2 separate regions of the Homo sapiens genome follow, and region 1 is linked to region 2. Evidence: read pairs that join two places in POLR2A ChIA-PET (ENCODE). Cell type or tissue: GM12878. All regions are shown on one strand. Links, peaks and the distances in the headings refer to the core of each region. The heading gives the core; the rest is flanking DNA.

Region 1 (2,805 bases), core at 255-2,754, 110 kb before region 2:
CACAAGTACATTTTGAGGGCCTACAATATATCAAATGTATCCAGAGAAACAGCAGTAAACAGACAAGTCCTGCCTCATGGAGCTTTGTTCTAGTGGGAGAAACAAACAGGTAAATAAACAACAGGATTGCTAGTAAAGAGCATGCCATGAAAAATAAAAAGATAACGTAGGTTATATAGCTGATGGAGAGCTTTTTTTTTCTTTTTCTTCAGACAGTCTCGCTCTGTCACCCAGGCTGGAGTGCAATGTCGCAATCTTGGCTCATTGCAACCTCCGCCTCCTGGGTTCAAGTGATTCTCCTACCTCTGCCTCCCAGGAAGCTGGGATAACAGGCATGCGCGCCACCATGCCTGGCTGATTTTTGTAGTTTTAGTAGAGACAGGGATTCACCATGTTGGCCAGGCTGGTCTCAAACTCCTGATCTCAAGTGATCCGCCCGCCTCAGGCTCCCAAAGTGCTGGGATTATAGGCGTGAGCCACCGCGCCCGGCCAAGGGGAACTATTTTAGGTAAGATAAGAAAAGGAAAGTCCTCTCCGGGAGGTGACATTTGAGCAGAGGTGTGAATGAAGTAAGAGAGTGAACCCTGAGAAATGGAGAAAGAATGTTCCAGGTGGAGGGCATAGCAGGAGCAGAGCCTGACAGGAGCATACCAGGCATGTCCAGTGATCCGCAAAGATACCCGGTGGCAGGAGAGCGGCGAACGAGGGACAGAGTGGTAGGAGAGAGTGCCCGACGGAGTGGGCCGGGGCCTGGGGGGTTCACAGACTTGGCCAAGACTTTGGATTTGTTTGAAGTGTGATGGGGGAGGCGCAGGAGGATTTCAAGCAGAAGGATGACACCATTCCCATTCCTCAGATGAGGGATGAGACAGACAAGAGACTCTGCCCCCTCCATCACTCCATCACTGCTCCATCACTGTCACCCACTGTGTGCACACTGAGCTCTCCTGGACCCCTTTCTGAACTTAGCATAGTGAAGTGATCAAGAGCACTGGCTTTCAGGTCTGAGAGAAGTGGGTTCCCAGCCCAGCTGCAATACTTACTGGCTGTCTGACCATGGGCAATCCTGTCCCTCTCTAAGCCTCAGTTTTCTCATCTGGAAAATGGGACAATAATTTTTGTCTCATGGCATTGTATCATTGGGGTGATTTGATGAGTTCTTACTTGTAAAACACTCAGCTCCAGGCAGGCTACATAGGGCTCTCTCAATAAGCACTCATAGTTTGTTACTATTATTTTTTAATTTTTTTTGAGACAGGAGCTTGCTCTTTTGCCCAGGCTGGAGGGCAATGGCTCAATCATAGCTCACTGCAACCTCAAACTCCTGGGCTCAAGCTATGCTCTGGCCTCAGCCTCCAAGTAGCTAGGTCTATGAATGCGCGCCACCATGCCTGGCTAATGTTTTTATTTTTAGTAGAAATGGTATCTTGCTATGTTGCCCAGGCTGGCCTCAAACTCCTGGGCTCAGGCAATCCTCTTGGCTCAGCCTCCCAAAGTGCTGAGATTACAGGCATGAGCCACCGCACCCCACTTGTGATTATTATTATTTAAAGTTTCAGCTCTGTTCTGGCACTTTGTAATCGCTCATTAAAGGTAACTATCATTGTGATTATTCTCCTCATCCTGTTCCACCTGTTAAAGACACATTAGCCAGGAATACCCTTTACTGAGAGGCCAAGAAAGAATAATGATGACAGACCCTCTCCCCAGGACAGGTCCTTTCCAGAACCTCTGCTCTTGAACATCATAGAAAAACCTCGGCCGGGCGCGGTGGCTCACACCTGTAATCCCAGCACTTTGGGAGGCTGAAGCGGGCAGATCACGAGGTCAGGAGATCGAGACCATCCTGGCTAACATGGTGAAACCCTGTCTCTACTAAAAATACAAAAAATTAGCCGGGTGTGGTGGCAGGTGCCTGTATTCCCAGCTACTTGGGAGGCTGAGGCAGGAGAATAGCTTGAACCTGGGAGGCGGAGGTTGCAGTGAGCCAAGATCGCGCCACTGCCCTCCAGCCTGGTGACAGGGAGAGACTCCGTCTCAAACAAAGAAAAAAAAAAGAAAAAGAAAAACCTCCCAGGCTTCAGAAGAGGGACCCAAAACCCGGCCCTCAGCCCCTGTCAGTTCAGCCCCCTGCTCCTTGCCAGAACTGCCTCTTTGACAGGGCGCAGAGTGGTAGCCTCACTTGTGTCTAGCAAAGCCCTTTCACACTCACAAGTCACTCATTTAACAAACATCTCAAGGCCAGGCGAAACCCCGTCTCTACAAAAATCTTTTAAAAATAAAAAAAAAAAAAAATAGCTGAGTAGTGGTGCATGCCTATAGTCCCAGCTACTTGGGAGGCTGAGGTGGGAGAATTGCTGGAGCCCAGGATGTTGAGGCTGCAGTGAGCCATGATTGCACCACTGGACTCTAGCTTGGGCAACAAAACAAGATCCTGTCTCAAAAAAAAAAAAAAAAAAAGCTAGAATTTATCCATCACTCAGAGTGTAGCATTTCAGAGCATGAGATTAGATTGCCTGGGTCTGAGTTGCAAATTTACCATTGCATAGCTGGGTGATGTTGGACATATCATTCATTTAGTCTTTTTGAGTACCTGTGTGCCAGGCAGTGTGTCAGGTGTCAGGAAGACAATGAAGAGCCAACAAGACCCAACAGCTGCCCTCTCACAGTTTACAGTCTAATTTAAAAGCCAGATGTAGGCCGGGGGCAGTGGCTCACGTCTGTAATCCCAGCACTTTGGGAGGCTGCGGTGGGCAAATCACCTGAGGTCAGGAGTTCGAGACCAGCCTGACCAACATGGAGAGA
Region 2 (2,805 bases), core at 52-2,551:
ATTTCAGGAAAAAATGTGCATATATTTATAACTATGTATGTAAAGAGAGAATAATAAAGCAAATGGAGCAAAATGTAATTAATTTATGAATTTGGATAAAGGACTTCTGGGAGTTTCTTGTACTGTTCTTGAAATTTTTCTCTAAGTTGGAAATTATATTGTTTTAGATCATTTGTTCCACATCTTCATTTTGAAGAGGTGAAAATTCAGATTTTGAAAGATGAAGATTTGCTGAAGGTCACACAACAATTTAGTGGCAGAGTTAGGGCCAAAACCCAGATCTGCAGAAGTCAGTCCTCGTTTTACAACACCAACTGAATCCTTTGGTGTTTTTTTGGATGGCAAAGGTTGAGCCACCCCTTTTTACTTCTCTTTTTTAGTTTTTTAGTTCCTTAGAGCTAGTTCCTTTTATTAGGGAACCAGAGTAACGTAACTAAATGCTTCTTTCAGTTCCTTCGTGATTAGGCAAAGATCAGTTTGAAGTTTTTGAGCTGTGGAGTTTGGAATATCCTTTACCTTTTGTAGGCTCAATGTCTTTCTTATTGCCAGCCTTTTCCTGCATATGGTTTGTTTCTTTTATATGGTATTATTTGTACTCCCTCTCCCATATAATGATGTATTATTGTTTAAATTTCTTTCTGTAAGCCACTGCATTTCAAGGTCTCATAAATATTATCTACTCTAAAGATAATTGGCCTGGTGCAGTGGCTCATGTCTGTAATACCAGCACTTTGGAAGGCTGAGGCAGGTGGATCACTTGAGGTCAGGCGTTCGAGACCAGCCTGGCCAACATGGTGAAACTCCATCTCTACTAAAATTACAAAAATTAGCTGGGCGTGGTGGTGTGCACCTGTAGTCCCAGCTACCTGGGAGGCTGAGGCAGGAGAATTGCTTGAACCTGGGAGGCAGAGGTTTCAGTGAGCCGAGATCGTGCCACTGCATTCCAGCCTGGGCGACACAGAGAGACTCCATTTCAAAAAATAAATAAAATAAAATAAAAAGATAATTGCATGGTTTTCATTTCTGTGATTCTATGACTCAGTTTCCTTAATTGGTAGACAACTAAGGCATAATATACTGAAAAAAAGGAGAATATAGCATCTCAGAATTATATTCTTTTTTTAAACTTTTATTTTAGATTTGGGGATACATGTAAATATCAGTTACATCGGTAAACTCATGTCATGGGGGTTTGTTGTAGAGATTATTTCATCACCCAGGATGAAACCAGTACCCAATAGTTATCTTTTCTGCTTAAACCCAGTACCCAATAGTTATCTTTTCTGCTCTTCTCCCTCCTCCCACCCTCCACCCTCAAATAGACCCCAGTATCTCTTGTTTCCTTCTTTGTGTTCATAAGTTCTCATCATTTAGCTCCCACTTATAAGTGAGAATATGCGGTCTGGTTTTCTGTTCCTGCATTCGTTTGCTGAGGATAATAGCCTCCACCTCCATCCATGTTCCTGCAAAAGACAGGATCATGTTCTTTTTTATGGTTGCATCAAAATTACATTCTTAAAGGGTTTAATCTAATCACAATAATAGAACTTAATAGTTTTAGTGGTTAACTGAGTAATATCAGCTTTGTCAAAAAATTAAGAAATCAAATCTATCATTTTCCACATAAATCGGCTAACTGCTAATTGTCGTCAGTGTGAGCACTCCTTGTCTCCAAATGAGATAATGTAAAATATTAAGTTAGACCATATGAAATTGTCATTTTCATAGCAATCGAATATCAACAATTTCATATGGTTCAACCTAATATCAGTAATGATATTACGAAGTAGTGGCATATTTTCTCTTCTCTTACTTCATTAGTAGAAGCACTTAAAGACAGCTCAAGAGTCACCTGCTCTTTATTCTCCAACTTCTCAGTTTTCTTTCCCTACCTTGGCTGTTCTTCTATGCTGACAATCGCTATGAGATTCTTGCTAGGCTTCAGATTCCTCCAAATTTCCATCTTGGCTTACATTAGCTTTCACCACCTGGGAGCCTTCTTTTCTTTCTTTTTCTTTCTTTCTTTTTTTTTTTTTTGAGACGGAGTCTTGCTCTGTGGCCCAGGCTGGAGTGTAATGGCACGATCTTGGCTCACTGCAACCTCCACCTCCTGGGTTCAAGCAATTCTCCTGCCTCAGCCTCCTGAGTAGCTGGGATTACAGGTGCCCGCCACCACACCTGGCTAATTTTTGTATTTTTAGTAGAGATGGGGTTTCACCATTTTGGCCAGGCTGGTCTTGAACTCCTGACCTCATGATCCACCCGTCTCGGCCTCCCAAAGTGCTGGGATTACAGGTGTGAGCCACTTCGCCCAGCCTCTCAGCACCCACATTCTATCTGGACCTTAGATTATTTATTTATTTATTTATTTATGATGCAGTCTCACCCTGTTGCCTAGGCTAGAGTGTAGCAGTGTGATGATGGCTCACTGTAGCCTTGACGTCCTGGGCTCAGGTGATCCTCCCACCTCAGCCTCCCAACTTAGGAAGGTTAGAGTCCTTCCTAAGATTTATGGGGTTAGGCTGGGTGCGGTGGCTCACACCTGTAATCCCAGCACTTTAGGAGGTTGAGGCAGGAGAATCACTTGAGCTCAGGAGTTTGAGACCAGCCTGGGCAACATAGTGAGACCTCGTCTCAATTTATAAAAAAACAAGGCCTCCCTCGGTAAAGTCCCTCTTGGTTAAAAGTGGATTTGGCACTATGGGATGTTAACCACCATTCTGTTTGGATTAATCTGCCTTGCAATCTTTGCTGATGGCTGTGGGTGACAGGATTAGGCAAGTATAGAATCACGGGATATGGGGA

What was found. ChIA-PET counts read pairs that join two places held together with the same protein. Peaks named below come from ENCODE experiments on the same cell type or tissue, not always from the same donor. Only the 100,000 strongest peaks of a DNase experiment are listed, where the experiment ranks them.
Region 1: POLR2A ChIA-PET joins it to region 2 with 6 read pairs; 5 of 35 experiments call an interaction of 5 or more read pairs at or near these places.

Annotation. Positions count from the first base shown.
Region 1 is chr1:26,521,214-26,524,018 of GRCh38, forward strand. No RefSeq gene overlaps it. Among named protein-coding and RNA genes, the nearest start is that of RPS6KA1, 7.1 kb to the right of the region's middle. In GM12878, for the core only: no CTCF peak of the experiment used is centred there; no DNase peak of the experiment used is centred there.
Region 2 is chr1:26,627,765-26,630,569 of GRCh38, forward strand. No RefSeq gene overlaps it. Among named protein-coding and RNA genes, the nearest start is that of ARID1A, 67 kb to the right of the region's middle. In GM12878, for the core only: no CTCF peak of the experiment used is centred there; no DNase peak of the experiment used is centred there; H3K27ac peaks cover 755 bases.